Regions from separate parts of the Mus musculus genome. Here region 1 is linked to region 2. Evidence: chromatin loops called from intact Hi-C (ENCODE). Cell type or tissue: left cerebral cortex. All regions are shown on one strand. Links, peaks and the distances in the headings refer to the core of each region. The heading gives the core; the rest is flanking DNA.

Region 1 (12,474 bases), core at 2,692-10,691, 200 kb after region 2:
GATGTTTACATATTGTGTGCATATTGGCACAGATTCACACGTATTGTTTTATTCACCTGTTTTTCAAATCATACAGAAATAAATGCTTTTCTAAAGCAAAAGCATATTTCCAGCTTTAATGTTTTTAACATGATTTGAATTACTGTTTCCTCTCTTCATTCACCCCAAAAGGTTTCATCTAGTGTCTCTCGCCTATGACAAACCCTTAATTATTTTAGATCCCTGAACCTCTTACTTTCTCTGTCAGTTTTTTAAGAGTACTTTGTCCAGATGTTCTGTTCTTCTTTAACCTTTTTTCTTTCAGCTGTAAAGTATGTTATTCTAGTGCTTTTTGTCCTCCATAAGATCAGAAGAGGAAATGTCAGTTATGTTGAGAATTCTTTATATGTGAGAGAGACACTTGGCACTTTCAGGATTCTCTTTGATAGTTCAAGTGTTATATATCTTTGTTTCAATCTTTTCATATGTTTCTGACTTGAAGTTTGTTAAGTTCCCTAGATGTTTATATTTACATATCAATCAAATTTTTAAAATGTTCTATTGCTTTCTCAAATATTCTTTCTGCAGAAGTTTTCTTTCCTTGCCTTTGGACTCTTCTTACACACATGTTGGTCTGCATGTACTTATAGAAGTTCTATTACTTTGAAAATTTAGAACTGACTACAAAGTAAAGAAAAAAGTAGGGGCTCCAATATTGATGGGGGAGGGATGGAGATAAAATCTGTGAGTAAAACTGCCACTGAGAGTGAGAGGCCTATTGCTCAGGCTAGACCACTTATATGCACAAGGCTAGACCACGCTCTGGAAGAAGAGTTACCATTTTCTTTAGAGGTGTTGCCATTAATAGATGTGTTTATTATGCCAGTAGATAGCCCCCACTGATATACAGGCAAGCACCTAGAACTCCTCTGGCAGGCATGGATCAGAACAGGAAGGGACTTGTTGGGAAGATGAAGCTTTGCACTGGAAGAGAAGGTGTGCAGCTATAATGCATTGGGGATCAAATCCAAGTTAAATCCAATAGTGAATTCATCCTGCATTAAGGAAAGAAATAAGAAGCACTTCTCCTTGGAGTCATGTAACTAAGAGCAAGTCCAGACTTGCATTTTCTGCGCCATATTTCCTCTGTCTGTCTGTTTTATGAGTCTGAGTCTCTGCCTGAATGCTGTCTTGGGACTCTGTTTTGAACCTGTTTGTCTCTATGTTTCACTCTGTATGTGTCCTAATGTGTACCTGTCTGATGTGTATGAGTGTGTAGTATCTGTCTGTCTGTGAGCAGTGTGACTGTCCATAATAATGGACTTTTCTCTCTGTTTATTGAACAGCATAGAAAATATCACATGGAGAAGGAATGGGATACTTTACAGATATCTTTAACGGAGTTTTAAAAGCATTAGGTCACTGATTTCAACTGACCAGATAGCAAATGTCATTGTTTATCAACCAGTAACCATAAATGGTTGCTTTCAACCTTTATGGTACATTTTAGGAAGTCTTTCAACTTCTGTATCTGCTGCTTTCAGCAAAGATACACCTGCAATATCTAAGTCAAGGGCATGGAACAGTACCTGATGTAAGAATGTAGCTATGCAATAGCTTAAGTTATACAAGTTGAATACATAGGCAATCCAAGACAAGTAAGGATGGTTGTTCAGTTGTTCTCTTAAAGGCAGGTAAAATAAACAGACTCTGAGTAAACAGTAGGCTAGCAGTCTTAACTCTTAGGTGATGTCAAGATATACTATTAACTTGGGCTGTGAGGAGAAATTCTAGTCTTTTAGAATGTTAAGAGATATTCTCAGAATATTATATCACCAGAAGAAAGAACATAGAAAAGGGTAATGTTTAAAAATGACCAAATTTTAATTTATATACACATGAAATTATCAAAAACAAAAGTGTACTCAGACACAGTAACATAAAATTGTAATATATGCATTTTGAGAGGTGGAGACATAATAGCACAGGTTTTAAACTGTCATGGGTTGCATAGTGAGATCACCTCAACTCACTCACTCACTCACTCACTTTCTCTCTCTCTCTCTCACACACACACACACACACACACACACACACACACACTCAGGGGAGGGGCAAAGCTTTTGAGATACAAAGGTAAAAAAAATTACTTTGAGGGCTGGAGAGATGGCTCTGTGGTTAAGAGCACTGACTGTTCTTCCAGAGGTCCTGAGTTCAATTCCCAGCAACCAGATGCTGGCTCACAACCATCTGTGATGGGATCAAATGCCCTTTTCTGGTGTGTCTGAGGACAGCTATAGTACATAAATAAATATTTTTTAAAAACGTTAAAAAAATGCTTTGAGCATGTGTGACATGATTTTTCTTACATACAAGAGAAAACTATAGCATTCGCTCAGGTTCCCACCATGACTGTCTCTGAAGTGCATAGTTTTAAAGTGACCGGCCTCTCAGGAGTCTCCATTTTATTTAACTTGGGGCTTTCTCTAAGGTTAGCTTGTTATCAGAATCTCCAAAGATTACATTCTTTTTTCCTTTTTCCTGAGTCTTCCAGCACTATTTGAAGCTTAAGTACTACTTTTTAAAGTAAAATTAGCTTTAAAAACACTTAGACTTGGCGAATGTCCTCGGACAGTGACCACAGAGTGCATGATTACCACTTTCAATGTGACTCTGGTAAATTAGTCTCTCATTTTCTTTTTAAAGATCGTTGTTACATTAACCTTAATGGTTGAGTATCAACCTGCTTAGCCTGCCAGACATAGAAAGACGCAAATATTCCTGGTTACCACAGCAGCAAGATGACAATACACTACCATCTAGCTTATCTAGGGGGGTGGGGGGAGAAAAAAAAAGAAATCCACAAACAAAAAGAAAGCAAAGCAGGTTTCTGAGCAGCAAAGTAAAGTGATTTCTCACAAACATTAGAAACTTCAAAAGCTATTGTAGTGTTAACAAATTGAATTGCAGGGTGGGAGGTGATTAGAAAGAGAAGTGATGTGATATAAGCAGGACAGTTGTTGTCAAAATTGATAGCTGCCACAAAAGATAGTGTGTTGGTTAGGTTTATGTCAACTTCACACAAGCTAGAGTCGTCTCGGAAGGAGGACTCTCAGTTGAAAGAATGCCTGGGAAGAGTGGCCTTTAGGCAAATCTGTGTAGAGCATTTTCTTGGTTAATGATCGATGTGAAAGAGCCCAGCCTATTGTAGCTGGTACAGAAGAAAGTAGGCTGAGCAAGACATGAGAAAGCCAATATGCACCTTCCTTCATGGCCCCTGCATTAGTTCCTGCTTTCAGGTTCCTGCCCTGGGTTCCTTGCCTGACTTTCTTCAATGATGGCTGTGATGTGGAAGTAGAAGCAAAGTGAACCCTTTCTTCCCCAGGCTGCTTTAGGTCACAGTCTTTCTCATAGCAATAAAACCCTGAGTAGACCCATAACTGTCAAGTCCCTACACAGGCGAAGAGTTGTAGTCTGCTGATAGCATGTGCAGATGAGGAATCCAAGACACTTCTGTAGTCCTCTTAGGAGGTGTGTGCTCAGTTTCCTGACATTGGCCTACCTATTCTTGTGCGGCCACTAATCACCATGGATTTAAATACACACACCATTTGTTATTTAGTGCCAAGTCATTTGTGAAATAACCAAATACATCCCTGAATCTGACGTTAATCCTGAAGAAAAGCCACAGACTAGGAATCAAAGATAAGGTGTGAGGTAAGGTGAAATAAATGAACAGTTTCGACCATATAGTACTGCGTATGGAATGAAACATTGCTTCTGTAATTTCCTAGGTAGGAAAGCACTCTTAGTCATTTTAAACAAAATTGGTTCTCTTGAGAGTTCAACTTAATTCTCCCCTTCCCTCCCCTTTTCTCCCTTCCTCCTTTCCTCCATCTGCTTTTTACTCTCAGCCCCCCAACACAAGTTAAATTACTCAAGCTTCCATATATCTAGTTGGTATATAAATGTATCTACTGTGATAGAATTCAAGTTTGACTTTCATTTTTAAATCTATAAAATGAGCACATAGTCTGTAAATTGGTTATATTTATTTAATTGAATGCCTATTAGGTACAGATTGGGGGAAAAAATAAATATCTTTGTCTTAACCTTGTGCTATTTCTCTTAGAGGAAGTCCACAAATGAAGGGGATACCTCATTTTAAGGAAGAACATTGTGCCCCAGCATTGAATTTAGAAATGAAGAAAATACTGGATTTGCAAGCACCCATTATGAGGTATGGTATGCTGGTTAAGTTTGAGATTTTCTGACCACAAAAGACCATGTAGTTGATTAAATCATATGACAAACAAGAAAATTGTTTGCATTTCAAAATGTATAAATTAACTGTTTGATTGTATGGAATGATAACATACTAAAAGATTCAAATAAAATCATGTATGAGAAGAAAAGAGGGAGCTGTCGCTCTCTGCAGCCTCCATGTGTTTCTTGGAAGTACGAGTACACTTGAAGGAGTGTTAAGCTTTCTGATTGCAGTGTGAGTAGATGTCGTGTGACAAGGCAGTAAGAACTACTAAAGCACAGAACTCTATTCTCAATGTTTTTTTTTTTTTTCAGTTTCACTTTACTATCTTAAGTGCTTCATGGCTGGCCTTTTATTTATTACCGTCCTTCCCTCTGCATACATGATTTTTGTGAACAGTACACAGCTGTGAAAACAAATGAGGCTCAATCTTTAAGAGACTTTCCAGATACACTGTTGGTTAAAGAGCAAGGTGTATACAGTGGTAAGAATGCTTGGTCTTAAATGGTATTAGAAGTTTGTTGTCTAGAAGAGTACATAAGTTAGTGGGACAGGTTTAGGGAAAAGTTTTTTTATTAGGTACCTTTCAGACGTATTAAGCCATGGACCAGGAAGATGTAGGTAAAAGTGCTTGCTTCCAAACCTAATGAGTTACTTCCCCAGTGCCCACGTGGTAGGAATGAAGAATTGATTCCCAAGGTTGGCCTCTGCCCTTCAAACATGCACCGTGGCATGTCCAAGCACCCACACCCCAGATAAATAAATAAAAGTGTAACAATTTTAAAAACAAAAAGACTGAGCATATTACTGTAGTATGGAGCTATTGGACTATATAAAAATGTAATTCCAACATTTTAAAAGACCTCTCTGATTTATAGTTCAAACGAAGGGCATCTTTCACCATTTTGTTGTTGTTGTTAAACCACCACTCACTAGAACAAACAGCAGAGTTGACATTTGAGCCGTGAGCTGTTGTCATTCCCTTGTGTAGTCTGTGCTCTTATCCTTTAGTCTCCGAGTGGAGAAGAAAGTCTTTGTTACTTGCTTAAATGAGATTAAACTGAAACATTTTAGTTTAGTATGTTCACTGTGTTGATCAAAGGTTACTGATCACTTCAGATTTTATTTGCTCATGATAAAAGCCCTTTTTAAAGAATGCAACTTGAAGTAGCTCAGTGTGTAAGAGTGTTTGCCTCATACGCATGATACCCAAGTACAAATACTCTACCCCACATAAAAATATGTGTGGAATCACAGCCAAGCCTGTAACTCTAGTGCTGACGTGGGCAGAAGGATTGCTAGGGACTGCTGGCTGCCAGCCTAGCTCCAGTTCTGTGGAAGACCCTTTCTCAGGGGAGTGAGGTACAGTGTGATAGAGCAGTATACTCCTTGGCCGCCATATGTGTGAACATAGATGTGCATACACCACACACACGCACACGCACACGCACACAAACACACACACACACACACACACTATTAAAGTTAGAAGACTTGATGCAGAAGGAATTTTGAATGTATGTGGGCACCAAACAAGGCAGGACAATACAACTTGGTTTTATGGCTCCACCTGGTGGTAAAGCCATGTAGCACATGGAAACAGGATAGAAAGTCTTTACAAAAAGAATGTCTGGACCGGGAGGGGACTCAATAGTAGAGCATGTTTTCACCATGCTCATGGCCCAGAGTTCTAATTCTGGCACCACCAAAGGGAAGGGAGGAATTGCTTCCAAATTTTATGACATTGCTGGATAGTTTATGTGAACCTGACACAAGCTAAAGTCATCTGAGAAGGGAAAATGCTTCCATAAAAAAGGCTTGTAGACAGTCTATAAAGTGTTTTTCTTAATTAGTGATTGATGGGGTAGGGCCCAGCCTGTGTGAGTAGTGCCACCCTTGGGTTGGTTGTCCTGGGTTCTATAAGAAAGCAGGCTGAACAAGCCATAAGGAGCAAGCCAGTAAGCAGCACCCCTCCATGGCCTCTGCACGAACTCCTGCCTCCAGGTTCCTGCCCTGTTTGAATTCCTATCCTGACTTCTCTGATGATGAACAGTGATTTTGAAGTGTGAGCCAAATAAACCCTTTCCTCCTCAACTTGCTTTTTGGTCATAGTGTTTCATAGAAGCAATAGAAACTCTAACTAAGACAATGGCTTCCACCTGTATAAGAGTAGGGTTCTGCAAGTTTAGATGGTTGGCAATCTCAGTTTTCTCTCAAACATCCAAAGAAAGAATTACATTTTAAACACCATTAGCTGGTCAAATACATACTTCTTGGAAATTCCCTATCCCTATTAACACTTGTAAATAAGAGAGAAGACACTAAAAGACTATACAATCAGCTATTTTCTACTATCACAACCAATGTAATCAATTAAAATTAGGAATAATGGTTATCTTCTTGCATATAGGAGCAAAAGTACTGTCACCTTTTCTTTTTGATCAAATAAAAAGTAAAGATTATTGTTAAGTATCCATCTTTCATTATTACTTGAATATAGAGCATGTTTAAAAGATAAATATTTGTAATTATGAGTTTTAATAATTGGTTAATCAGAAATACTATTCTATTTCAAATTAGATGTGACAGAATGTGATGCATCCATGATATTCCTTATTTACCATATTAATAAAATCCTTTAGAACTCAGTCAGAAACCTAAATTGAAAAATACCCATGTTTGAGAAATGTGAGGCATGGTGGGGCATCATTTTGGGTATATGCCCAAGAGTAGTATAGCTGGGTCTTCAGGTAGATATATTTCCAATTATCTGAGGAACCTCCAGATTGATTTCCAGAGTGAATGTACCAGTTTGCAATCCCACCAGCAATGGAGGAGTGTTCCTCTTTCTCCAAATCCTCACCAACATGTATTGTTACCTGAGTTTTTTATCTTAGCTATTCTGATTGGTGCAAGGTGGAATCTCAGGGTCATTTTGATTTGCATTTCCCTGATGACTAAAGACTTTGAACATTTCTTTAAATGCTTCTCAACATTCAAGATTATGTTGTTATAAATTCTGTTTTGTTCTACACCCCATTTTTTTGATTGGTTTGTTTGGTTTCTTGGAGGTTAGCTTCTTGAGTTCTTTATATATTTTGGATATTAACCCTCTATCGGATGTGAGGTTAGTGAAGATTTTCTTTCCCAATATGTAGGTTGCCAGTTTGTCCTATTGGCCATGTCCTATGCTTTTCAAAAGAAGCTTTCCAGTTTCATGAGGTTCCACTTATCAATTCTTGATCTTAGAGCCTAAGCCATTGGAGTTCTGTTTAGGAAATTTCCCACTGTGCCAGTGTAACTTTTATATGTACTTAAAACTAAGGATGATATTCAGAACATTTTAAAAACCAGTACAGCATGAAAAGACCTAATTTGTTGGGCTTGACATTTATCCTAAAATTAATTGAGAGTGGCAATTGGGTAGCTTGGGACAAAGCCCATTTTTCAACATTTTGAAGAACTATTCATTAACGATGGACACCAGCCATTGTTCAACAAGTTGTTTACTTTTAATTGAGGTAAATAGAGTATCTTATGTAGATTCTCCTGGGGGGGGGGGCGGGAGTGACATCTGTTGCTCTCCATCATATTCCTTTTTTTAAAAAAAGATTTATTTACTTATTTTGTATATGTGTACACTGTAGCTGTCTTCAGACACACCAGAAAAGGGCATCGGATTCATTACAGTTGGTTGTGAGCCACCATGTGGTTCCTGGAAATTGAACTCAGGACTTGTAGAAGAGCAGTCCATGCTCTTAACCATTGAACCATCTCTCTATCGCCCCACCCCACCCCCCTTTTTTAATGGTTTCTCTAGAGGGTTTCTTTGTGTAACCTTGGCTGTTCTAGAACTTACTCTGTAGATCAGCCTGGCCTCAAATTCAGAGAAATTTACCTGCCTCTGCCTCCCAAGTGCTGGGATCGAAGGCATGCATCGCTACTACTTGGCTCCATCACATTATTTTGAGATGGGGTCACTCACTAAACCTGGAGCCCAGTGATTTGTTTAGCCTGGCTGGCTGGCCAGCTGACGTGGGAGCTGTGCCTATGCATGTCCCCAGCACTCCAGTGCTAGATCTCAGATACATGCTACTACACCTAGCCTTTTATGTGGGCACCAGGAACAGAATCTGACCTTTCCCTGGGAAAGAGCATTGCAGGGGGGGGGGGGGGGACAGACTGGCAACTGCACGACCCTGACCTTACTCGGGTTGTTCTTCCAAACCTGGGAGAGGCAGGAATCACCAACTGAGCTGTCTTCTCAGTCTTCATCTAGATTTTTTTTCATTTATATCACAGTTATTTTATCTGCTAATCCAACATTGGGATTGTATAATAGTCTATTTATATTGATGGACTTTTCTTTTTCTTCTGATTCATATTTTTCTGTCTGTATGTCTGGTCAGTTGTTACAGTTTTTTATTATAGAGATTATGAACTCTATTAATTTCCAGGCATATAGTCACTATGTGTGGCTGCTGAAGTTGAAAACTTTTAAGACTGGTAGAGGATGGTTCCATGGCCTCTCTGTGGTTTCAATTTATCATCTTCTGAATCGTTACACCTCTTCTTCCTCTTCCATATCTTCTTCAGTCACACCACACTGACACCCCATTTGTCTTTAATTTGTTGCCTCAATATTTGTACTTTCTAGCCTAGATTAAATTATACTAAAGTTGTAGACAGGTAGTGTTCTGTAAGGATATGATGATTGGCTCTGCTAAAGCATTTTCCTTCTGTCATTTTTGTTGTTTTGTTTTAGAAGACAGAGTCTCATTGTCTGACTCCTGACCAGCCTAGACCAGAGTGTGTACACCAGGCGGACTTGCAGAGTTTTAAGGCCTCCTGCCTTACTGATGCTCAGCCTTGCTTACAGAACTTCTCCCTCTCCTTCTCCCTCTCCCCACCCCCCCAAGCCATGTGTGTGTGTGTGCGTGCACCCACCTGCCTCTGCCTCCTGAGTGCTAGAATTAAAGGTGTGCACCACAATAGCTAGCTTGCAGAAGCAATTTTTGAAAGCCATTATATTTATACTCATTGCTTTCCCAGTATGCTGTCTTGCAAGGTAATTGACTTGAGTTGCTTGCTTCCGTCCAGTTTGCAGTCTGTGCTGGAAGATCTCCTTGTTGCAACTTCTGATGGACTTCTTCATCTTATTCATTGGGAAGGAATGACAAATGGAAGAAAAGCCATCAATCTGTCTACAGTACCATTTTCAGTAGACCTCCAGTCATCCAGAGGTAGTTATACTTTGTATATGAGATAGAACCAGTTGTTTAATATTGGGTGTATGGTAGTACTACCCAAATATGTGATACAATAGCTTATTATAACCCTACTCTATTTATGTGTTTTTCATCAGTTGGTTCATTCCTCGGCTTTGCAGATGTGCACATTAAAGATATGGAATACTGTGCCACACTTGATGGATTTGCTGTTGTGTTTAATGATGGTAAAGTTGGATTTATTACACCAGTATCCAGTAGATTTACGGCAGAGGTGTGTATTGTACATTTTAAATTATTTTATTTTGCATATATTAATTTTGCTTTGTTTTCAAATCCTATGCTCTCTTAGTTCACATAATTTTTATTCCTACTATATAGACAGTTGCAGGGTTATTGACTTTATCCTATGGAAAATGACCATTTGCTTCAATCTTCTTCAACCCCAACACACTCATAAATCTTTTCAATAAGGTTATTATTGTAATGAGATTATTATCCATTGTTTATAGATTAGTCAGCAAATAAATTCTGTTAATACCAAACTATATAATATGCCAATGACTAGTTTTTCCTTTTCTGCAGAGTTTTATTTCCACTAGGAGTTAATAATTGTTTGTTTCTTTATGTTTAGTTGTACTTTGTATATGCATGTATGCCTTTGCTTATGCACACATGTGTGTTTGTGTATGTGGAGGGTGTGTGTGTGTGTGTGTGTGTGTGTGTGTGTGTTGTGGAGACCAGAGGTCAACCTAGGCTCCCATTCCTCAGTCACTGTCAAGAGCTAGAGCTTGAAGTAGACTAAACTAACTAGCCAACTAGTTTAGAGACCCACCTGTCCTAACCTTTTTATGTACTGAAATTACAAGTACATAAAACCAAACTTGGCCTTTTACATAGGCTCTGGGGATCGAACTCAGGTCCTGATGCTTGCAAAGCAAGCACTTTACCCAATGAGTTGTCACCTAGCCCTGTGTTAGCGTATTCTTTATGAACTTACTTCTTAACCCCAAACCGACTGTCCATTTGGTTTTTCATTAGGTGTTTGTTTAATCTTCTTTAAGAATTTTCTGTTAGAGCTCTATGGCCTGCTCCAGACAGACTTCTCCAGATTGGTAGCTTACACTAGACCTTTAACTAAGATGTATTTTCTGGGTTTTCGTCTTCATCATCATTTGCATCATCTCAAGGAGACTCTTTCTTCTCTTTTTCCTTTTAATTGTATATCCTTTAAAAGCTATTGCTTTTTTATTTTTAGATAGTAAATATATAGATTTTGCTGCTATGCAGAGACCCAAAGTAAAATTACTATTTTCTGTTTTAATATATTGTTGACTGGTTATTTATTTAAAGGGTCCTATCCATCCTTTGGTTCCTTCCCTCCTCATTTCTCTTCCTCTATTCTTTTTTCTTCCTCTCCTCTTTTGTTTTCTCCACTGTTCCTTAAAAAGAATCCTATAGTCCCTTCCAGAGGGTACATAGACCTGACTACCCCAATATTTTGAGCTTTGGAAGACTTAAAAGCTAGAAGGTTCAAGGTGTAATCTTGGACTTTTCTTTAATGTGCACACAAAGGAAAAATGTTTAGCTTTCTATTGGAGTGGAAGTTGTTCTTTGTTGGCTGTTCACATTAGGAATATGCTCAGCAAGGAACCAAGTCTTCCTAAGTAGACTCTGACCCAACTCTACCGTTCTTTCAGAGACCCCCAAACTCCCAGGCATTTTGTGTGCCCAACATGGAGAATGAGCTAGTTCTAAGCTCTCTTTATTATTTCTCAGCTTCTAACTCGAATGCTTTCCATTTCTCCTTTGTCTTTACTGTTTTATGCTTCTTGAGGGAAAATATTTAGATGATAGTCTTTGTGAGAAATTTCTTATGCAGGTAAAACCAAATGATACCTTGTTAAATTGAATCTTTTTCGAATTATAATTATTGGATCAACAGTAAGTTTAGGGAAACGCTTTTTAAGCTTTAACTCTTTGTCTTAATGTAGCAACTTCATGGAGTTTGGCCACAAGATGTTATTGATGGGACTTGTGTTGCAGTAAACAACAAATACCGACTGATGGCCTTTGGCTGTGCAAGGTAATTGATAACTAAGTTAAAGTAAGGTATCTTAACATACTTGGGTACCTGATTATGCCTGTCATAATTATCATTCATCTTAATATATGACATAAAGGTGTTTTATTATTTTGAAACAAAGGTAAAGAACTGATTTCCCACACTGAACATTTGAATTTGTAAAAGTAAGGTGTTTCAACTGTAGAAAGTTGAGATACTCATTATAAAGAATAAACATTAAAATTTAGGATCTTTACTGTTCATCCTGTAAGACATCAGGATTATTGTTAATTCCTTAATATATCTGAGGAGGACGTCTTCAGAAACACCATCTGCCTTTTGAAACCGTGTCTCTCACTTGCCTGGAGCTCACTAATTAGACTAGACTGGCCAGCTAGCCCCAAAGATTCACCTGTCTCCAGCTCCCTGGTGTACAGTGTACGGCACTGGGCCTGCCTTTTCATGTGGGTTCTGGGGATTAAACTCATGCTTATGCTTATGTAGCAAGGACCTTACATGATGAGTATGTCATTTTATTTAATTAGTAGATATTCATAAAGCTCACATGTAAAATTAGTTGGGTTTTTTATATTGTTTTGGGGTTTTGTTTGTTTGTTTGTTTTTGCTGTGACCCATGCCATGGAGAGTTTTAAAATTGAACCGTGAACATTTATGACACATTTATAATCCTAGCGTTCGAGGGGCTGAGGCAATAGGATTGTGAATTTGAGGATATTGATTATAGCCTGGGCTACATAGTAAAGTCTAGACCAGTCTTAGTAAATTCCTTTAAAAAGGGAGGGTGGGAGGGCAAAAATAAATGGGGAGGAGGAGAGGGAAATTTTATATTCATGATTTGATTTATCCATATTTTACTTAGGATTTAAAAAATGTGTGGTCATCCCTATTATGTGTGTCTCCTAAAGCAAGCAGAA
Region 2 (12,474 bases), core at 2,671-10,670:
TAGTTTAAACGATAGGAAAAAAAAAGAGAGAGGGTTTTTGTTTGTTTGTTTTTGTTTTTGTCTCAGTTCTGGAATCTAGAAATCAAAAAAATCAATGTATTTGATTCCTGGACAAGCTGTGAGGAGATCTCTGTCACTGGCTTGTAAATGACATATTTGGGGCACATGATTAAATTTCCTCTTAAAAGTCAACAACATATCAGATTAATACCCACCCTAAGGATTTATTTTAACTTGATCACCTCTGTAAAGACCCAGTCTCCAAATGAAGTCATATTGGGGTTGGGTTTCCAGCATACAAGTTGTTGAGGGGATTTCACACCAGCCAGTAACTGATGGTAAGTAATTTGGTGAGTTTTTGTTTAAAATAACCTTTGTTCTGTGGAAGCTACGTGAGCCTCAGGTGTGACATGTCCACTGTAGAGTCGGGAATCCAAGATAGGACAAATAGAACGTCTGTCTGCTGGAAAACGAAGGTAGTGTGTTGGAAGGTACAACTGGAGCCGTTCTCTTGCCTCTGGCCAGTCAGGTGACCACCAAGGACCTTGAACATTCTGTACATTCTTGATGGGTAGGTCAAAAAAAAAAAAAAAGCAAGGCCCTAGCTACCGGAGCTGAGCGATCTCTTGCTTTCGTGCCAGTGAACAACCCTGGGGCATGAAACGAAGCAAACGCCTCCACACTCCTCCTGTTCATGGTTCCTCACAGAAGCAGTAGATTCCCGACACTCAGTGTTCCCCATACCTGACCCACATCCACAGAGTGCATGGGCTTTGAGTAGCAGGAGGAAGTGACATCGGTACTTAGCTCACACTGCTTCCGTGCAGTGACGGACTCCTCTGGTGTAGGAGTCTCTGGTTTTCTGTAACTTCCAAGAGGAATAAAGAGGAATAGAATCCTCAGATCTTCACAGATCCTGAGGTCATGTAGTCTGATATAAGAATGAAACTCTTGTAGTTTCCACCCACACGCCATTCTTATTTCTGAGATACTGGGCTGATTCCTAACCTATACGTCTCCTCTGGCCATTGCTCCATTACAGTAAGACTTGCCCATTCTTTCCCTTTTCCCCAAAGGAACCATTATCCCACACCGAAACTTAAGTTTTTAACATCAGTGGGGTATGGTGGTACATACCAATACTCCTATTACTGAAGAGACAGACAGGAGGACTACAAGCTCAAGGCCATCTTAGACTACATAACCAGCTTGAAGCTAGCCTGGGCTATATGAAACCCTAACACTTAAAAAATATTTTTAATAGCAATGATAGCAACACCTAATATAAGCAAGAGGCATTATAGTACACATTCTATATAATGTACATTCTATATAATGTGCATAATTTTTACTTCTTGGAGCATCTCGGAAGTGTGTATTGCCTCTAGGGTACAGACCAGGAGACCGAGGACCGGTCATGTGCACAGTCAGGATGCTATGAATTGATTCATCCGGGTGTCTAGGTTATCTCTCACTTGTACTGCCCAAGAGTAGGGCTTTCTACTCTTAGAGCCATAACAGACCACAGGGGCCTCATCATGACCATTGTCTAAAACCTTAGCAAAACAATTTAGGTCGAACATTTTAACATTCAGCTGTGTAATATTTTAAAATACTTTGACAGCTTATATTAGATAATTCAGCAATCTGTTCGACTTTTTTTTTTCTAAACATCTACTGTACAATCCAAGGTCAAGTACCACAGTCTATAACAGTTTCCTAGTGCAGCTTTAACAAGTTATGATCAATGGTTAAAGGGCCAAAACGGGCTGGCGAGGCTCTGTCTCTCTGTTTCTTTGGCTTTTCCAGCTTATTAAGGTTGCCTGCATTTTTTGGCCCATGGCCCTGGTTCTCTCCATCTTCAAAGCCAGTAGAGTGCTTCTCAGGTTATGACTATGTTTAAGACTTTTATGGGTAACAGTATAACATCTAATTCTCTCTCTCTCTCTCTCTCTCTCTCTCTCTCTCTCTCTCTTTCTCTCTCTCTCTCTCTCTCTCTCTCTCTCTCACACACACACACACACACACACACACACACACACACACACACACGTTCTTATAAAGGTCCTGGAAGTTACAATGGATCCATGTTGATAATCCATGATAACACTTCTTTAGATGAACACATTGTAAATTCCCTTTCCATGTAAGGCATCATATTCCTAATATACTCACAGGTTTTAGGAGTTCAGAATGCCTCGAGGAAGAGCCATATTCTGTTCATAATATACTCTAAGCAATTACCTAGTGGTATAGAAATTTTGGCTCAAGTATCTGGATTGGAGACATGGGCTGTTCACCAGTTATTTGGTCATCCACTTCACCTTGTCTTTGAGGATGGAGCCCAGGAGCGTCTTAATTAGGAGTCAAAGGGAGTCGAAGAGACTGTGCCTCTAGAGCACCATTCTAGAAACTTAACAGGATTAGGAACATGGCATCTTAACTAGCACATACCTGAAGCCGAGCATGCGTAACCATGAACTCCTGTTGGTTTTTCATGTTTTCGTTCATAGATTTCGAGAATATAAACCCCATCTTGACCTAAAGTGGAAAATGCAAGGCATATTTAAATAACAGACTCTGTGCATCCTTATACAGGCTCTGGACTCCTATCAACTGGGATGAGAGAGAGAGAGAGAGAGAGAGAGAGATGACCTAGGGAACAGTGTAAATTCTATGTAGCTGTCTACCCTCAGGCATACTTCTTACCCAGCCTGAGCATCCTTCTCTCAGCCAAGAACAGCTGACTGAAATGATTTCCCATCTCTCCCTGCTCTGTGAACACACAGTGCCACGTTACCTCGGTTTTCCCTTCTATAAGTCTAATGTGATTCACCTTCATACCAGCTGTTCTGACAGACAGGAAGACCATGCATCTGAGGATGTGAGTTCAGAACTGTCGTCTGTCCCTCTTGACCTTGTGTCTTAAGATGTAAGTGTCTTAGGGTCAATTCTTCAGTATTTCTCCTGACGTCTCATGCTCCCCTCCTTCTCTGACACAGGTCTCATCCTCTTGCAGCTGATTTCCCCCTAGCCAGTTTTCTCCAGCCTCGCCTTCATTCTCTCCACGTTACCGAGGCTCTCAAAAGGGCAGGGTGAGGATGCTCACACGCCTTTGCAAATGGATCCCCAGGAATGGGAAGTTTGTGTGAGTGTATATATTCATTCATGTGCGTGAGTGCAGGTGGGTGTGTGCCACAGCGCTCCTCCAGGTCAGAGGGTAACCCTGGGTATTGTTCTGCACGTTCCACCTTGTTTGAGACAGTCTTTCCGGAATGTTCCTCTTAGCTGTGTACCCCAGGCTAGCTGGTCGGGAGCGTCCAGGGATCCTCCTGTGTCTGCCTCTCATCTCACCACTGCAATTACAGATGTGTGCCTCTGTGCCCAGGTCGTCATTGATGTGCAAGCTTTCAGCACAGGTCTTCATGATTGCATGGCAAGTGCTTTACCCACCAAGCCATCTCCTCAGCCCAGAAATGGAGTTTTAAAATGACCACATGGTAGAGTTTCTCCATTATTTCCAATGGAAGTTATAGCACAATAAGCTCATTGCAAGTTGGAAATACCATTGAGAGAAAACTGCATTTATTACACCGAATATACACCGAACATTGTGGTTTATCTTAGCCGATGTTACTGTTCTCAGAAACACTTAGGTTAGCCTGAAGAAGTACAGACCTTTTTTTTTATAATAATATGCTCAATATAGTTCATTGAATTTTACAGTAAAATTAAAAAATAGAATGGCTGTTTTGTTTTACTAGCCTGGGACATGAATTCAAATTTTGATTTTCTTTCCCCTTATGATCTATATCGCCTTTTTTACCATCATTTCCTTAAAAACTGACTTGAGCCACCCTCTACATCAGGCATGGCCTTGTTATTTAGGTATAACAGCTACCCCAGAGGGCTATAAACTATGGGTAAGAACTCCTAACTTTGTTCTAAATATAACTGAGTATGTTCAGAGAAACACTTTGGTTAGTTATTGGTTTTTCAGAAGACCATAAGGCCCGGGGGGGGGGGGCGGGGGGGCGTGTCACAACATCTCCACTCTCTTCAGTGCTGTCTTAGGCTGTTAAATACCTTTCCACCACAGCAGCCCGTCTCAATGCTTCACAGCCAGGATTTATGTATAATCTGAGGAAATCCCGGACAACAGTTATTTCCACAGCTTTCCTCATAAGGAAATCCCTGGGTTTAGAGTAACCTAGCAGATGAGCATGGAGAACAGGGGTAGTTCGAATCAGTTGGGATGGTTACCCTGTTAGTCGGGCTCCAGGGGAGTATGAACTGACAGCCTGGTTTCAATGATTTCCGTGTATTCTGACAAAGACGAAGATCGCACCCTGGAATTAAGCAGCCCTTGAGCCAATCAGCTGCGAGGCTGAGCAGAGGCTGAACTACTTCCCAGGAAGGAAGAGAGAGCCTTCCACAGCCCTGGGACATCATGATTCCTCCTGACTCTCACTGTCCCACTTAGCACCCTACCAGCAGCGGCAGAGGGCACTCATCGTGGAGGGGTCTCTAGCCGTTTGCTCTCTTATCTAAGTATTGGCAGCTCACATGAGTCATTTCCAGCTGAGCCTGCAGGAGAAGTGTTATCATCCATCATGATAGTCTCTGTGGCTTCTATTTCACACAAATAATTGCACAAAATAAGGAATGCTTGACAGAAGATCAACCTTGTCAGGCTGCTCAACATCCTTTAGTTTTCTTTTGCATGTCGGAGCAGACGGTTGAATTTTTACATCTGCTGCAAGCATCTTCAAACATCTTCAAAGAAACCGACTGTTTTCTAGTACACACACACACACACACACACTCTCCCCTCAGTCCCTTGGCCTAAGGGGGTTAGCTCTCCATCCCTTGAAGTGGTCGGACAATCTTTCAGTCAATCGTCTAGAGAAGAGAAGAGAAACACTTTGAAAAGCTAGCTAGGATTTAGGCTTACCTCCTTCTGGGCCTTGCTCTCTTGGACTTGGACTTTGGATGTGTCGGGGGAAATCTCAGGTACACGGTTAAATATAGAAGGCAAACAGGAGTGTCCCTCTGGAGATCTCACCTGCCAATGAGCATGCCACACCCTGTAACTTCACCCTTGAACAGTGTTTCCAACCTCTTCTGACCATACCTAACAAAGCCATGTTGCACTCTTTCCTTAGGATGTCCCAAATACCTCCAAATGTCTCTCTCCCAGAGACACGATATTATCAGCGATAAGTAAGCGTGGCCCCAAACTGACTTATTACAGGCAACACAGACAACCACCATGTCCTATAGGATGGAGGATACAGATGTGAGTCCAGGCTGCTCCTGGATTTTTGTTTGTTTGTTTGTTTTGGGTTGAGGATGGGGAGGCAGGCGTGTCTCCTGTTCCAAGAGGCCATGATTCAAATTACTCTGGAAAGGCGTGTTGGGAAGGGTGTCCTGATTGTACAGATCCCAGACAGACTTTCCCTGGTCATCCTTGGAACCTGGATTCCATTTAGAAGGAAAGAAATTCTACACGATTTCTGTCATCCAGATTTCTTCCCTGATTTAGTACCAGAATTTTTGGCTAGTCACAACATCACTATCATTCTCAATAACTCTTCCAAACCAAGTCCCCTAGCAGGAAGCACATAACCTCTGGGGGTGTTTTGTTTTGTTTCCACTCTCGCTCTGTTGAGCCAGTTTAGCGTCATATAGGTATTTCCCTAAAGGAATTCCATTTTCCTGTCCATTGCACTCTGCAGTCTTGTCCCAACTTGGTGACAATGGTACAGAGAGATCACACTCACAGAACTGGGTTGGCAATACCTGTCAGCCTCGGAGGCATCAGCAAGAACCCAGAGCCCTGGCCTTCCCTGCCCAGCCAGAGCTGCAGCTGTGCGGGACCGTGCGACGGAGCCGACCCCTCCCTCCCAGGTGTCTGTGACCCGAAACACTCACGCGACACGGTGCGGGGACGGTGACCGCAGCAGAGGCCTCTAGCCAGAGCTCCAGAGCGATCAGCGCAGGGACAGTACCTTGCTTCGGCAGAGCCCCAGGATTGGTTGGCTATGACAGTGGATCACGAGCTTCAACCAATCAGCGTGGCCTTTGGCTCCCTTAAGCGCTCGGGTGCCCGCGGAGGCCTGGGGTGTTCTTCCGGTGCAGGCGCCTGGAGCCGGGAGGTGGGCGGGGCGGGACAGAACCGCAAATTCCAACCTGCATGGTCTTGTAAGGTGCGTGATTTTGAGGGAAGGCCCAAGGAAGCAGCGTGGAAATGTTTCAAGTCCTCGGAGTCCGGTGCCTCAAAAACAAAACAAAAACAACAACAAAACCCATCACCAAATCTCGCTTAAAGGTAACCAGGGAACAAAAGCAGACAGTGACCAGAATTTCCGTATTTCCCTATGCGTTTTCCATATTTCGTACTCCTACCAGAATTGTCTGTCTATAGTACAACTCCGAACTTCACTAGGAAACACTGGACCCATTAGCACTTACTATGTAACCGGTTGGGGAAATAGTATGTGAATCACAACCTTTAGGAAGGGCTCTGCATTAGCATGTGTTGGCTCCACACCTTAGAGAAGGCAATCTAGCCTCTTCCAGGCATATCTAGCCTCGCAGGCTTGTATAGATGTTTTTAGTTCCAGTGTTCCTTATTCTGACTTTTAGATCCCTCATTCCAAACATTACTTGGATGGGAAAATTGCAACAGAATCTTTATTTAGTTCTATTTGTGGGAGGAGATGGGTGTTGCTAGGAGTAAATGCTTTTGGAGAGAAACAAGTAGCCCATCCCTAAGGTAGGAAGTAGTGTCTATACGTGCAGACTAAACTTGTCTCCGTTCTGTTCCCAGCTCTGTAACCTGTACGAGGAACAGAGGTCGTTGTACCTTCAGATAAACACTGTGGGAACCAAGAATGTTAAACACACAGGGTTGTAGCTTCAAAGAGAAAGATTTAGAATGTGTTTTCCGCCCAGAAGACTGGGAGCAGAAGTGGTTAACATTTGCACTGTGTGTGCGAGACCTCACCAGATCCTTCCCTCATCATGAGCTGTTTTTCTCAGTCAATCTATAGAACCTATCTTTATGGATAATGTCACATGCAGTCACCCTAGAGACCCCATCTTAATCTATGTTCTACCTTTTCAAAGACTTACATATTCTAGATAGTTCGTATAAATGAAACGGACTTCTTTTGTTTTTGTTATTTTTTTTTTGTTGTTGTTGTTGATGCTGTTGTTGTTTGAGACAGGGTTTCTCTGTGTAGCCCTGGCTGTCCTGGAACTCACTCTGTAGACCAGGCTGGCCTCGAACTCAGAAATTTGCCTGCCTCTGTCTCCCAAGTGCTGGGATTAAAGGCGTGCACCACCATGCCGAGCTGACTTCTTTTACTTTAACACTAGTGTGTGTGTGTGTGTGTGTGTGTGTGTGTGTGTGTGTGTATCTAAGCTATAGTAGGGGCTGGTGAGATGGCTCAGTGGGTAAACATGCTTACCACCCTGAGACCCAGTTCTATTTCTGGGCTCCACATAGTGGAAGGGAAGAACCCATTATTGTTAGCTGTCTTCTGACATCCCTAACTGTTCCACGTATGAGTGTGCACTTGCGCACACAGAGAGTAAATACATGTTAAATGGAAAGAAAAATTAAACAGGTAAACTATAGCATGGATTATGGCTCCATTTCTTGTTGGGACTAAATAGTAGTCCAGTGTATGACTATAAGGCATTTTGTGTGTCCATTGAGACCGATGGACATTTGCATGATTCTATTTAGTCTAGTATGAAGAACATTGCTAGTTTTGTGAGCATGTTGTCAGTTGTCTTGGGTAGTAGGGGTAGAATGGCTGGGGCATACAGTAGTAAGTCAAGGCCTTAAAATCCACACACTGTGATTGATGGCAGTGGATGAGGACGCTCACCTGACAGTCCACCTGTGTGGCCGCTGTGTAGCAGACACTGGGGCATCGTTCCGGGTTTCACTCCCACTTGTATCCTTTCCTGAACACGTAAGCTTCCACAAGTTACTTGAGCGAGATGTCTCCAATTACACAGCCCTGAAGTGGAGGTGACTCCAGGAAGCACAACTCATAATACAAGTTAGGTAACCTAGTGTATGCACCCGTTTTACTATTACTGACACTTTTAATCATTACTGTGATTTCATCTTATTAATTTGATAGGCTTTTTTTTTTTTAAATGATGCTGTAGCCAAGGAAGACTATTCCGAGCAGGGGCCGCCGGTACATCTCAGAGTGTAACCTGAATCAGATGAAGCTTCATGTGGCGCAGCCCAAGCATTTCATAGCATCCCAAGAGAAGCTTGACTGGGGAAGCCCTGGGGAATAGTGATGAGGGTGTGGGCTTTAGCCTTCCTAGGCTGTATGTAAATAACCGCACAGCTGATGAGCAGGAAACTTGTAGCTGTTTCTCTTTAGGGTGCTTTTCAGCTGTGATGTCAGTATTGACTAAGCACCTGCTTGCTAACTTCCTTCTCCTGCAACCCATGCAACGCACATGACCCTGCTCTCAACCTGTGAATCTCAGCCTGTTCTCCTCCCCTGAGTGATCTTTTCCTCTTCCTCCTCCTCCTCTTCCTCATTCCCCTTCAGAAAATAGTCCCTGAGCTCTGAGAACTAGGGCTGTAGAGAGCTTATCCAGTTACGGGCACCCCAAAGCACCAAGGTTTGATTCTTAGCAGCTTACAACTAACTGTAACTCCAGACCCACGCAGCCTGACCCTTGCTTCTGGCACTCTCCAATGACTTTGCATTACCACTGGGAACCAACCTTTCTCCTTAACCCTCCAGGCCCTCTGAGACGTGATGAGAGCCAGCCTTTCAGTCTAGACTGCAGCACAGTAATATTCTCTGCAGGAACTGTCCACGCTTGCTCCCCTTCAGCCTTTGCAGTTTGTCCCTCCTGCAGGTTGGGTATCTCCGGAATCACTTTGTGTAGTGCCTTACCCTTGAGATGGTTGCTTGGTCTTCATCGTCAGCTAAGCAGACTGGGAGCAGCAAGGAGGTTTATCTCCCTGAAATGAGTAGGCCAGGTGGGGTATGAACAGGAAACAGCAAGATTAGAAATGACATTAGAGATTTGTTCCACTCTTCAGTCTTGGCTAGCCGCTGTTTTTCTCTTGTCTGACCGTTTCTCTATTCATTTTGTCCAAATCACAAAAACTCATATCATTTTCAGGGATACTTATCTCCTTGCCTAGGCTATTTTGGCTTATGTGTATTTTTGAGATGGTGATTTTATACACACACACACACACACACACACACACACACACACACACACACATATATACATGTATACATGTATGTGTGTGTGTATAAAAGTCACATCCTCACTTTCTATTTCTGGAGGATACCAAAACTTCATTAAGGGGGCATGGACAACTTCATGGGAGAATAAATGTCGGAGGAGTAGAAACAGGTGGAGGAGTGGGGGTGGGGCGACTCTTCAGATTACTCATATGCAAATCAGCGAAAGCAGCAGGCCCCAGTTCCCATGGAGAGCTTCAGAGAGACCAGGTTCAGTCACCCCTTGCCTTCTCTGTGGAGAATTTATGTAGACTGTAAGCAATGCTTTAACAAAACAAACAAAACCAAACCACCTCACCTCTTCTAGCTTTAGAAGGAATTCACATATCATAGAGACTACTAAGGGGGTGTGGCTTAATCCTCACCTCTCAGATCCTTATGGAACCAAGGGAACTCAGCTAAGGAGTGGGTCTCTAAAGTGAATTTTTTACAGATCTGAATAGTCACAACCATACTAACATATCATAAAGCTTGGCCAGGCGTGGTGGCGCACACCTTTAATCCCAGCACTGGGGAGGCAGAGGCAGGCGGATTTCTGAGTTCGAGGCCAGCCTGGTCTACAGAGTTCCAGGACACAGAGAAACCCTGTCTCGAAAAACCAAAAACAAACAAACAAACAAACAAACACAAACCTATTAACTAGAAATATGTTTTGTCTGTGCACGTGTATATACACACACATATGTTTAGACTGAATTTCCACATATAAAGTCTATATTTTATTTTCAGTCAGCCAACTAATGTTATCTCTAACTTTAATTGCTTTATTCTATTATTGGGGTTCAAAAGACATTTGGAAGAGGGACTATCTCAGCTGAGGCTCTGGTCTTATTCCAATTTTATTGTTGCTGTTTAGAGTGCCACATTCTCTATAGATCCTTTAGGCAGCATCAACCCCAATGACTTCCAAGTTAAAAATGGAGATGCTTTGAGAATGTGAAAATCTCATTACAACTAAGCCAGCGGACACCCCAGTATTCACCCAGTGCACTACTTTGGAATAGTAGTTTTAGTAAGTAAGTGGGGGAAAGCAGAGAATGAAGAAGGCCCTTGAAGTCCAACAGTGAAATGTTTAAAGATGACAGTGCTCTGTGGAGTTCCCAAGGTTTTGTCTTGGAAAAAGTCCACACTTCCAGTTCGCAGAAAGTCTTTCTCAACATCATTTAGAATAGACTTCCCCCACCTGGATCCCGAGACTGGCCGTGATCCACAGCGTTCACAAAGGGCACGGTTCGAGATGGGAAGTTCTTGAACGGCAAGACAACTGGTTTCATTATGTCGAGGAACTTTGAGGAAGTCACCAAATCCACGATTTAAAAATATATTTCCTATTATACAGACACACCTACTTTCTAGAATTAAAACTGAGTCATTTGCTTGATATTAACTCTATAGGTTGTATAACTCTATATGTAAAGTCATGTCAAGACTGTCACGTATCCACGTATCCAGAAAGGGCTTGAAAGAGATGGGGAATCGGATGGTAATTTGAAGTGTCTGGATTCTGAAGATAAAATTTAAGTCAGAGATCTTATGACTTCAGATATTTTGCTTCTAAAGCGCTCACTGCTCAAGCCTGAAGATTTGAAATTCGGGTCCTCATTACCCATAATAAATGCAGTGATGGCCCATTTCTGAGACCCTAGCCCTGGCAGCAGGGGCGCGGATGGGGATCCCTGGACCACGCTGGCCGGCTAGTTTGGCCAGCTGCGAGCCCGAGGTTAGGTAAGAGAGACCCTCTTTCAAAAATCAAGGTGGGAGCTGTAGAGGAAGGCAACCTATGTGGATCTCCAAGCACACGCTCCCCCCCACCCCCACCCCCGACCTCAGGTTCCACTCCCACCCAAAATAGAGCTGAGTTGTTTACTCTGGACTGTTTCTTTGAGGGAACCTGATTTACAAGAAAGCTAATGCAGGTTTCACTTTCACTTTTAGTTTCGTTTTTAAATAGTGTTTGTTTGTTTTTGTTTTTATCGACAGCCTCTCAGTAGCAGCCCGGTTGTCTTGGAGCTCTCTCTATAGACCAGAGACTCACCTGCCACTGGCTCCTGAGTACTGGAATTAAGGCGTGTGTCACCGCACCGAAGCCTAGTTTCGTTTTTTCTTAAACTGTGAATATCCCAAAGCTGACTCTAAAGTCATCCGCAGGAAATACTATGAGATAAACTCATGCTCAAAGGGACTGGGTGGCTTCGGTTTCACAGACAGCGGAGGTTGGACAAGGCTTCCGCGGAGTGGGCGGGGCTCTGAACTCGAGATAAGACCAGGAAATCGTGGTCCCCAAGCCTCATGCCAGGCTGCACTTGCACGTCGCGGGCCAGTCTCCTCGCCTGCAGGTAAGGGAGCATCTTCTCGCGGAATCCGCTTGCAGGGCACTTTAAAGAGCCAGAATCCCTAGACCTTTTTAGGACGGAGAAGGGAACCGGTTTCCTGGGAAAGTTAAGAACTCAGAATCCGCAGTTTTGTGTGTTTATGGATCTTGTGGGTAGGTAGCTGGGTCAGAAGAGATGAATTAATTGGTCCTAGCGCGACTTGACTGTTTGCTAGCAATGACTGGGTCTTTCCACTTGAAGCATCTCCGGAGGTCCCTTCCTCTGTCGAGGTCTAGGATGCTGGAGCTTAAGATTTTCATTCTATCTGCCCAGAGAACCTAAAGGATTTTTGGAAGAAAATGTCCCAAACAGTTCTTAGATACAGTGACCTAGGCTATGTTAAAGTTTAGGTTGGGGTTGTCATAAGAGGTGAAAGTACAATATTCTATCTTTTTTTAAAAATAAATTATTACAGGTGCTTTCCTATGAATTACTTAGCCAGTTTTTTTTTAATTGCTATATTCCATTGTGCTGGGTTATTAAAGGGCATCACTCTCCCACTGAGGAATGCACAGGTTAGTAATAGTGCCTTACTAGCTCAGTCATCCACTGACCATCTGTGTATGTGACTGTCTGGAATATGGCTAGGTATTTCATTTAGATAAACTCTTATATGTATAAGTACTTCATTATGTTTGAGTGTCTGAAAGGCCTTTGTGTAGAAAAAAAAAAAACAACAACCTGAGAATACATTCCAGAAAGTATCCGCAGCTGATGATGATAGTGACCAAGCGGTGTTTAAGGAGAACTTTATACAGGGAAAATATTCACCTTTCCCAGCTGAGCATCATAGA

Evidence for each region. Hi-C counts contacts between places; a loop is a spot of excess contacts. Peaks named below come from ENCODE experiments on the same cell type or tissue, not always from the same donor. Only the 100,000 strongest peaks of a DNase experiment are listed, where the experiment ranks them.
Region 1: a loop joins it to region 2, with 2.5 times the contacts of the local background. A loop is called at or near these places in 11 of 42 quality-filtered maps.

What each region holds. Positions count from the first base shown.
Region 1 is chr19:29,557,874-29,570,347 of GRCm38, forward strand. Ric1 (RAB6A GEF complex partner 1) reads left to right here. Exons shown (of 26, transcript NM_001081319.1): 4 at 4,112-4,219; 5 at 9,347-9,489; 6 at 9,612-9,748; 7 at 11,469-11,560. Among named protein-coding and RNA genes, the nearest start is that of Ric1, 42 kb to the left of the region's middle. In left cerebral cortex, for the core only: a CTCF peak has its summit at 5,826 (motif pointing left); DNase peaks (open chromatin) are centred at 5,570 and 5,817.
Region 2 is chr19:29,355,863-29,368,336 of GRCm38, forward strand. Plgrkt (plasminogen receptor, C-terminal lysine transmembrane protein) reads right to left here and starts at 6,009. Exons shown (of 6, transcript NM_026362.2): 1 at 5,935-6,009; 2 at 4,955-5,065; 3 at 2,455-2,541. The coding sequence starts at 2,535. Cd274 (CD274 antigen) reads left to right here and starts at 11,576. Exons shown (of 7, transcript NM_021893.3): 1 at 11,576-11,644. In left cerebral cortex, for the core only: no CTCF peak of the experiment used is centred there; DNase peaks (open chromatin) are centred at 6,072 and 9,445; H3K4me3 peaks cover 1,580 bases; H3K27ac peaks cover 916 bases.